Linked DNA regions of Homo sapiens: region 2 is linked to region 1. Evidence: read pairs that join two places in POLR2A ChIA-PET (ENCODE). Cell type or tissue: MCF 10A. All regions are shown on one strand.

The links. ChIA-PET counts read pairs that join two places held together with the same protein. Peaks named below come from ENCODE experiments on the same cell type or tissue, not always from the same donor. Only the 100,000 strongest peaks of a DNase experiment are listed, where the experiment ranks them.
Region 2: POLR2A ChIA-PET joins it to region 1 with 5 read pairs; 2 of 35 experiments call an interaction of 5 or more read pairs at or near these places.

The regions. Positions count from the first base shown.
Region 1 is chr16:662,519-667,518 of GRCh38, reverse strand. It overlaps WDR90 (WD repeat domain 90), which reads right to left. Exons shown (of 41, transcript NM_145294.5): 34 at 4,675-4,840; 35 at 1,718-1,840; 36 at 1,395-1,569; 37 at 1,169-1,299; 38 at 921-1,064; 39 at 727-846; 40 at 530-614; 41 at 1-87. Among named protein-coding and RNA genes, the nearest start is that of RHOT2, 3.1 kb to the left of the region's middle. In MCF 10A, no CTCF peak of the experiment used is centred here; no DNase peak of the experiment used is centred here.
Region 2 is chr16:198,072-203,071 of GRCh38, reverse strand. LUC7L (LUC7 like) reads left to right here. Exons shown (of 10, transcript NM_201412.3): 6 at 3,834-4,010. Among named protein-coding and RNA genes, the nearest start is that of HBQ1, 20 kb to the right of the region's middle. In MCF 10A, no CTCF peak of the experiment used is centred here; a DNase peak (open chromatin) is centred at 2,431.

The DNA of each region.
Region 1 (5,000 bases):
TAAACCTGCACAGGTGCACTGCGTTGTCGTGGCCGGCAAAGTCTTGGGCAGTCCCCATGGCACAGTCTACCAGCCTCAGCATGCACTCTGTGGGTAGACGGTGCAGGTGGGCCAGGGCCAGGACCAGGCAGCACTCAGAGGGCTCCCCCAACCCACCCAGACTGTCCCCACTGGGCATGATGCTGGTCGGGGGAGCTGGTGCTAAAAGGGCTCCTGGCTGTGCCCTCCACGTGCCACTGGGACTAGGGGGTCCATCACTGCCAGGCTGTCGGCCTGCAGCTGGGCCAGTTCCCTCCTTAAAAGTCGCTGCCACCCGTGCATTCAGGCCCTGTGCTGGGCGCTGTGCCTGGTTCCTCACCTGCCTCATCATCTCCTGACTCCAGGACCCTCTCTAGGGCAGATGTCCTCACCCCACCCCAGAGACGAGGAGCCCGGGGCACAGGTGAGGCACCTGTCTTGGAACAGGGCACCAGTCAGCCCACTTGGCCCCCACCTAAGACAGGCCCAAACTGCATCCACCAGCACTCACCAGCAAAGCCAACAGCCAGGAGGTGGGTCCCGGGGGACAGGCTCAGGGACATGGCAAAAAAGGGCAGTGGTATCTTCTCCACCACCTGTGAGCAGCCAGCGTGAGGCTCCAGGCCTGTGGGCTCAGGGCTCAGCCAGGCCCCACCCACCACCCTGGATCCCTGGGGCTCCCAGTGACACGCGGGCAGCTGCGTGTACCTGCTTCTGGCAGAGGTTGTAGATGATCACCTCCTTGTAAACACCGGGGCCCACGTACATCAGGAGCGCCCCATCCCAAGGGCAGAAGGCAGCGAGGGAGGGTGGCAGGTGGCCCTGAGTCTGCAAAGGCGCAGCATGCTGCGGTGGGGTGGATGGGTACCGGCCCCACCCACAGTGCCAGGAGCATGGTTTACCTCCGTGGTGGCAGGCATTGGGAAACTCAACCAGTCCACAAGCTCACAGTGGTTCCGCAGCCAGTCGGAGGCCCAGACGCTGACCCGCTGGTCCCCACTGGCAGCCAGCCATAGGTCTGTGCCCTCCACCCCTAAGTCTTCACACTGGGAATGGAGTGGGTGAGGGCCGACAGGTGCCTTCTGCCAAGATGGTGCCTGCCCCCACCAGCACCCAGGCCCCCTCTCCCCAGCTCTTGGGGCTGCTTTACCTCTTTGCACGTGACACAGATGGTAGAGATTGGGGCGCCCTGGTGGTCACTCAGCACACGGAAGGTTGTCCCTGTGCAGGGGTGGCTCACAGCCACGAGCCCATCCTTGTCTCCAGAGAGGACAGTCTGACCTGGGACCATGCCGTCACCCTGTGAGCCCCCAGCCCGGAGACTGGACCTGGGCCAGGTCAGGACGGCACCATCCCCAACACACCCAACTCCTCACCATCGGTGGAGAAGGCAACAGTGGTCAGCGCCACCGGGTGGGGGTGCATCTTGAGCTCCATGGCCGTGCGGGAGACGCTGAAGATGCGCAGGGAGCCGTCACCGTAGCCAGCCGCTAGCCGCTGCTGCTCAGGGCGGCCACAGCACGGGGGGCTCCATGCCAGGCAGAGGCAGCTCTGGGGACCCACAGTGGGGAAACTTCAGCACTCACAGGGGCCCTGAGGACACACACCCAGGCCAGAGGGAGGAGGCGGCCCCGCCCATGCCAGGCCCCCCACTGAGCAGGCCCCCATCCCGCCCCCGGCCCGGGCACTCCCCACACACCTGGTTCAGCACCTGGAACTGGATCACAAGCTCCATGCTGGCCAAGGCCCACACCCGCACACTCCCATCCTCACTGCATGTGGCGCAGTGGGACTCCCCGGGGCTGAAGACCACCTCGTTCACCTGGGGGAAGCCGTAGCTAGGCTGGGGGTGTTGGCCCCTGGGCAGGGTAAAGGGACGCAGGCATTTCCTATTCCAGCCCCCAGGGCCGGGCTGTCCAAACCAGAGCATGTGCCTCTGGCCCCGGCCAACTCCACATGGCGGAAAGGAGCAATGCCGGCCCCCGTGTGTGTCCCTGCACTAGATCTGGGTGAGTCCAAACCAAAGCAAGCCCACTAGCCAGTCAAACCCGGCGGGATACCGAGGAGAAAGCTGTTCTGACAGCACCTCAAAGACAGGAGCGTGGCCGTGCATCCCTAGCAGGCTACAGACTGAGGCTGAAAGACAGGAGTGTGGCCGTGCGTCCCTAGCAGGCTGCAGACTGAGGCTGAAAGACAGGAGTGTGGCCGTGCGTCCCTAGCAGGCTGCAGACTGAGGCTGAAAGACAGGAGTGTGGCCGTGCGTCCCTAGCAGGCTGCAGACTGAGGTTGCAGCGAGCGCGCCATGCAGTCGCATTCCTCCTCCCAAAACCGCTGCACGCTGATTGGGGGGAAATGCAGACGTGTCATTATGCAGGTGCCACTGACAGCTGGGACTGCTGGACTGGCAGAAAGGAGACACAGCTGCCACTCACCAGTGAGAAGAAGCAATACAGCCTGGCACCAAATGTGAACTTTAAGTGCAAGTGGGAACACGATGCACTTCATTAAAAAAAAATCAGTTCAGCCGGGCGCGGTGGCTCATGCCTGTAATCCCAGCCCTTTGGGAGGCCAAGGTGGGCGGATCACGGGGTCAGGAGTTCGAGACCATCCTGGCTAACACGGTGAAACCCCGACTCTACTAAAAATACAAAAAATTAGTCGGGCGTGGTGGCGGGTGCCTGTAGTCCCAGCTACTTGGGAGGCTGAGACAGGAGAATGGTGTGAACCCGGGAGGCGGAGCTTGCAGTGAGCCAAGATCATGCCACTGCACTCCAGCCTGGGCGACAAGAAACTCCGTCTCAAAAAAAAAAAAAAAATTCAGTTCAGCTGAGCAATGAGGGACTGCAGGGACTCAGACCAGGACAGCTCAGTCCATCTCCCCGGGAGGGCCCTGGGCCCTACAAGGAAACGGCAAAGTCCAGGCCCAGGCAGAACCGCCCAGGCAGAACCACACAGGCGGGGCCCAGAATTCCTCGCACTTCCACATCACAGGAAGGCCACCAGTGACCACGGGCTCAGGTCACGGTCTCAGGACCCGAATTTCCCAGCCCTGGTGGATGGACACACACATGATCTATCCGTACAATGGAACAGTATTTGGCCATCAAGAGGGATGACTGGCTTGGCACACACAGCGGCTGGGATGACCCTGGAAACCATGCTCAGGGTGAGAAGCCAGGTGAGCCAGTTCCTACAGAATATCCTGAATGGGAAGACCCAGACACAGAAAGCCACTCAACGGTCGCCAGGGGCTGGGGAGGCGGGAAGCAGGGAGCGACCGAGGAACAGGCACGCACGGGGTTTCCTCTAGGCACGCACGGGGTTTCCAAAGCTGCTGAATATGCCAAAAGCCACCCCCTGAAACACACGGAGCTTGTGCTGTGACGACTACACCTCAGCAAACCTGCTTCCAGAAAAGTAAACAACCCTCACCTGTCTCAAACTCAACTTTCTTTGCTGGCTATCGTCATCTCCAAATACTAAAGACAGGTTTCTAAAGAAACAACCCAGGGGCAACTGGATGATGGGACTCAGCATCAAGGAAAAATCAATCCCGTGGGGCCCAGCTGACCACACGCAGAGCTCTTACACCCACAGGAGGAAGCCCATGGCCACAGCTGCTAGACCAACGCCACGCCAGGAACCTGGTCCAGCAGGGGAAGGAATGGCACCTGTCCTGCCGCCCCAATTCCGCCCAGGAGGCCACCTCTCCTAAGGCTGCAGCTGGCGGGTGAGGGGGCGACACGGTGGCTGTCCCAACCCCATGAGGCCACAGAGCTTCCAGACCAGGAGGTCCCAGAGAGATGAGTGCTGTGTACTTCTTGGAGACGCAGCTCCAGCACCAGGAGGCTGCAGGCCAGAGCTGGGCCTTACAGGACTAGACCCAACACCAACCAGAACCTGAACAGACCTGACCCAGAGAGAGCAGAACTTGACCCAGTAGCTACCTGGGCCTCCTGACCTCTTGAGCCTCAGAGAACAATCCCATGAGACTGAGTCAGCAAAGCCAGTCTATGGGAGGTGCAGGGACAGACGATGTGGGGTTTTTCATCTTTTTTTTTTCCTTTGAGATGGAGTCTCTGTCGCCCAGGCTGGAGTGCAGTGGTGCAATCTTGGTTCACTGCAACCTCTGCCTCCTGGGTTCAAGCGATTCTCTTGTCTCAGCCTCCAGAGTAGCTGGGATTACAGGTATACATCAAGAGGCCCGGCTAATTTTTGTATTTTCAGTAGAGATGGGATTTCGCCATGTTGACCAGGCTGGTCTCGAACTCCTGACCTCAGGTGATCCACCTGCCTTGGCCTCCCAGAGTGCTGGGATCACAGGCATGAACCACCACGCCCGGACTGATGTGATTTCTTTGACAATTACAAAAAACAAAAAACAAACAAACAAAAAAACGCAAAGCAATAGCAGGGAAAGGACAGTTTGAGAAGACCTGCAAGGCCTGCCAGGCGGCTCGCTTGTGCAGACACAACCGGGACGGCTTTGAGGGGACGTGCACACCCAAGACTTCCCCGCTGGGAACCCCAAGGCGGCCGCTGCGAGCCAGTGACGGCAGGACTTGGAATCATCTGGGCTGGTGGAGATGGAGCCGGCAGGCAGGGAGGGCACCAGGTTCGGCTGCCCCGCCTCTGCCCAGGCTGGAAGTCCCTCACCTTGCTCCTGTGGCCACTGATGAGACGTGTGCTGGTGCCCTCGGCCCAGCTGACAAACCACAGCGTGCCCGCCGTGGTGCCCACGACGCCCATGTCCACGCTGTCATCGAAGCTGGCACTCACCACAGCCCCGTCCAGCACCAGCTCGTGTTCCATGAACACAGAACTGGACCTCAGGGTGCAGGGAAGGAGAGAACAATGGGTCTCAAGGCCGATGACAAGAGCCAGCTGGGTCCCCAGCCGAGGCAGGGCCCTCAGCATTGCATCTCAGGACCTGGCTGTGCCCTCCCGGTGGAAGAAGAGAAAGCCCATGGAGCTGGGGCTTC
Region 2 (5,000 bases), 460 kb after region 1:
TCAACTGATTATCCTGCCTCAGCCTCCTGAGCAGCTGAGATTACAGGTGCCTGCCACCATGCCCAGCTAATTTTTGTATTTTTAGTAGAGAAGACGGGGTTTCACCATGTCGGTCAGGCTGGTCTCAAACTCCTGACCTCAAGTGATCCACCTGCCTCAGCCTCCCACAGTGCTGGGATTACAGGCGTGAGCCACTGCTCCTGGCTGTCTTTGAAGGGATCGGTCCATTTCATCTAGTTTATCGCTTTTGTGGGCATGGAGTTGTTGTTTTTAAGAGTTGTTTGTATTATTCCTTTAAAGTGGGTGGATCCGTAATGATGTCCTGTCTTTCATTTCTGATATTAGTACAGTCATATCTTTCTTAATGACAAGGATTAAATATTCTGAGAAGTGCGTTCCATGGTTCATCATTGTGAGAACATTATAGAGTGTGCTTAACAAACCTGGGTGGTATAGCCATGTGGGCTGTATGGTAGAGCCCATTGCTCCTAGGCTCCACACCTGTACAGCATGTTACTGTGCTGAATACTATAGGCAGTTGCAACACAGTGGGCCCCTAAATATTTGTGTACGTAAACATAGAAAAGGTACAGTAAAAATACAGTATAAAAGATAAAAAATAACACTTGATACGGTTTGGATGTGTGGCACGTCCAAATCTCATGTTGAAATGTGACCTCCAATGTTGGAGGTGGGGTCTAGTGGGAGGTGTTTGGGTCATGGGGGTGGTTCACTCATCAATGGCTTGGTGCCCTCCCTGGGATAGTGAGTTCACCTCAGAGCTGATTGTTTAAAGGAGCCTAGGTCCTTCTCTCTGTCTCACTCCTTCTTTTGCCATGTGATATGCTGACTCCCCTTTTGCTGCCTTCTGCCCAGCGTAAAAGCTTATGGAGGGTGGGTATGGTGGCTCATGCCTGTAATCTCAACACTTTGGAAGGTCGAGGCAGGAGGATTGCTTGAGTCCAGGAGTTTGAGACCAGCCTGGGCAACATAGGGATACCCCATCTTTACAAAGAAATTAAAAATATGGCCGGGCACGGTTGCTCATGCCTGTAATCCCAGCACTTTGGGAGGCCAAGGTAGGTGCATCACCTGAGGTCAGGAGTTCGAGACCAGCCTGGCCAACTTGGTGAAACCCCATTTCTACTAAAAGTATAAAAATTAGCCAGGTGTGGTGGCGGGCACCTGTAATCCCAGCTACTTGGGAGGCTGAAGTAGGAGAATCGCTTGAACCCAGAAGGCGGAGGTTGCAGCGAACAGAGATCGTGCCATTGCACTCCAATATGGGTGACAGAGCAAGACTCTCTCTCAAAAAAAAAAAAAAAAAAAAAAAAGCCTGGTGCGGTGGCTCACGCCTGTAATCCCATCACTTTGGGAGGCTGAGGCGGGTGGATCACGAGGTCAGGAGATCGAGACCATCCTGGCTAACATGGTGATACTCCGTCTCTACTAAAAATACAAAAAATTGGCCGGGCGTGGCGGCGTGCGCTTGTAGTCCCAGCTACTCAGGAGGCTGAGGCAGGTGAATGGTGTGGACCCGGGAGGCAGAGCTTGTAGTGAGCTGAGATCGTGCCACTGCATTCCAGGCTGGGCGACAGAGCGAGACTCCGTCTCAAAAAAAAAAAAAAAGTTATGTAAATGGAATCATACAGTAGGTAACCTTTTGGGACTGACTTTTTTTACTCAACATAATCAGAGTTTATTTTGAAAGATGTTAGAAGGTGGCATTTAAGGTTTCAAAACTATAGAAGGGGACAGAGTAATGTTATGAATATTTGTGTACCACAATATTGTTTTTGCTTAAGTTTTTTTTTTTTTTTTTTTTTTTTAGTTATGTAGCATACTATAATGGAAATTCAAGTTCTTGCTAGTTCCTTGTCTACTTTTTTTTTTTTTTTTTTCTCAGACAGAGTCTCGCTCTGTCGCCCAGGCTGGATTGCTGTGGTGCGATCTCGGCTCACTGCATCCTCTGACTCCCGGGTTCAAGTAATTCTCAGACTCAGCCTCCCGAGTAGCTGGGATTACAGGTGCCAGCCACCGTGCCCAGCTAATTTTTTTGTATTTTTAATAGAGACGGGGTTTCACCTTCTCGGACTCCTGACCTTGTGATCCACCTGCCTTGGCCTCCCAAAGTGCTGGGATTGCAGGTGTTAGCCACTGTGCCCAGCCTATTTTTTTTAATATTAGAGGGTCCTGCTGTCAGCCAGGGTCACCCAGGCTGAAGTACAGTGGCGCAGTCACAGGTCACTGCCCCTTCAACCTCCTGGGCTCAAGCAGTCCTCTCGAATCAGTCTCTTGAGTAGGTGGGACTATAGGCACGTGCCACCACAGCGGGCTAATTATTTTCTTATTTTTAGAGACTGAGTCTTGCTGTGTTGCTCAGGGTGATCTCAATCTCCTGGGGCCAAGTGATCTTCTTGCTTCACTCTCCTAAAGTGCTGAGATTATAGGTGTGAGTCACTACACCAGGCCTGGAATACAATTTTTTTTTTTTCCTTTTTGGAGTTTTCCTCTGTCCTCCAGGTTGGAATGCAGTGGTGTGATCTCAGCTCACTGCAACCTCCACCTCCTGGGCTTAAACAATTTGTGCCTCAGCCTCTCCAGTAGCTGGAATTACAGATGCCTGCCACCATCTGGCTTTTTTTTTTTTTTTTTCTTTTGAGACGGAGTCTCGCTCTTTCGCCCAGTGGCATGATCTTGGCTCACTACAAGCTCCGCCTGCCGGGTTCACGCCATTCTCCTGCCTCAGCCTCCTGAGTAGCTGGGACTACAGGCGCCCGCCACCACGCCCAGCTAATTTTTTCTGTTTTTTTAGTAGAGACGGGGTTTCACCGTGTTAGCCAGGATGGTCGTGATCTCCTGACCCCATGATTCGCCTGCCTCAGCCTCCCAAAGTGCTGGGATTACAGGCGTGAGCCACCGCGCCCGGCCAATTTTTGTATTTTTAGTAGAGACAGGGTTTTGCTATGTTGCCAGGCTCGTCTTGAACTCCTGGCCTCAAGTGATCTGTCTGCCTTGGCCTCGGAATGCTGGGATTACAGGCGTGAGCCACTGAGCCCAGCCTGTTAGTACCTTTTTTTTTTAAGATGGAGTCTCGCTCTGTTGCCAGGCTGGAATGCAGTGGCACGGTTTTGGCTCACTGCAACCTCCGCTTCCCAGGTTCAAGTGATTCTCCTGCCTCAGCCTCCTGAGTAGCTGGGACTACAGGCATGTGCCACCACACCCAGCTGATTTTTGTATTTTTAGTAGAGACGGGGTTTCACAAAGTTGGCCAGGATGGTCTCGATCTCTCTTTTTTTTTTTTTTTTTTTTTTTGAGACAGGGTTTTGCTCTTGTTGCCTGTGCGATCTCAGCTCAACAGCAACCTCCGCCTCCCGAGTTCAAGCCATTCTCCTGCCTCAGCCTCCAGAATAGCTGGGATTACAGGCATGCGCCACCACACCCGGCTACTTTTGTATTTTTAATAGAGATGGGGTTTCTCCATGTTGGTCAGGCTGATCTTGAACTCCGGACCTCAGGTGATCCGCCAGCCTCAGCCTCCCAAAGTGCTGGGATTACAGGCGTGAGCCACCGCGCCTGGCCTGGTCTTGATCTCTTGACCACATGGTCCGCCCACCTGGCCTCACAAAGTGCTGGGACCGTGCCTGGCCGCGTTTCTTAAATAAACAGTGAAAATTGAGTTGGTTATAAATATCTGAAGTTTTGTTTGTGTTTTTTTAATATTTGTTTAAAAGTCACCTCTGTCATCTTATCAAATATTTTCATTTTGGAGATTGAATTTGTGGTGGCAGTTCTATATACCTCACTTTTATTTCTCCATTTTCCTTCTTCAGGAAGAATACAGAAATTCCATGCCTGCATCCAGTTTTCAGCAGCAAAAGCTGCGTGTCTGCGAGGTCTGTTCAGCCTACCTTGGTCTCCATGACAATGACCGTCGCCTGGCAGACCACTTCGGTGGCAAGTTACACTTGGGGTTCATTCAGATCCGAGAGAAGCTTGATCAGTTGAGGGTATGTTCATCTGTTTCTGGAGAAAGCTGAGGAGTCTTGGGGTGTTTTCACATTTCTTTAATTTTTAAAAACCTTATGTTTTGGCCGGGCGTGGTGGCTGATGCCTATAATCCCAGCACTTTGGGAGGCCGAGGTGGGCGAATCACCTGAGGTCAGGAGTTCGAGACCAGCCTGACCAACATGGTGAAACCCCGTCTCTACCGAAAAATTAGCCAGGTGTGTTGGTGTGAGCCTGTAATCTTAGGTACTCGGGAGGCTGGGGCAGAAGAATTGCTTAAACCCAGGAGGCAGAGGTTGCAGTGAGCCGAGATCATGCCATTGCATTCCAGCCTGGGCTATAGAGTAAGACTCCATCTCAAAAAAAAAACAAAAAACATTATGTTCTGATCTCTAAGAACTTGAGTTTTATAGTGAAATACGCAGATTTCATCACTTGGATTCACACAAGAGACATGATAGCTCAGAGTCCAAAGGAGCCTTGGAGATTTATTTTGGACCCTGTCGTTAAGGGAAGAAAATGGCAGAGCCTGTTCCCAGAATACATACAGCTCGTTGTGTATCTCTGAAATAACTTCTGTTAGGAGATGAGAAAGAATCTCTGGTTGGTCAAGACAGAGTGTCACACATCCTGGCTCCTTGCCTATGAGCCACCTCAGAAGGGCGGGGTGAAGATGGGGTTTTTCTGGTAGCATTGTACCATCCCAGCCCAGAGAAAACCTCTGTTCCTTCTTCAAGACTCTAAGACATTTAAAAACTTTTTTTTTTTTTTTTTTTTTTTTTTTTGAGATGGAGTCTCGCTCTGTCGCCCAGGCTGGAGTGCAGTGGCCCAATCTCGGCTTACTGCAAGCTCCGCCTCCCAGGTTCACACCATTTTCCTGCCTCAGCCTCCACAGTAGCTGGGACTACAGGTGCCTGCCACCACGCCCGGCTAATTTTTGTTGTTGTTGTTGTATTTTTAGTAGAGACGGGGCTTCATCGTGTTTGCCAGGA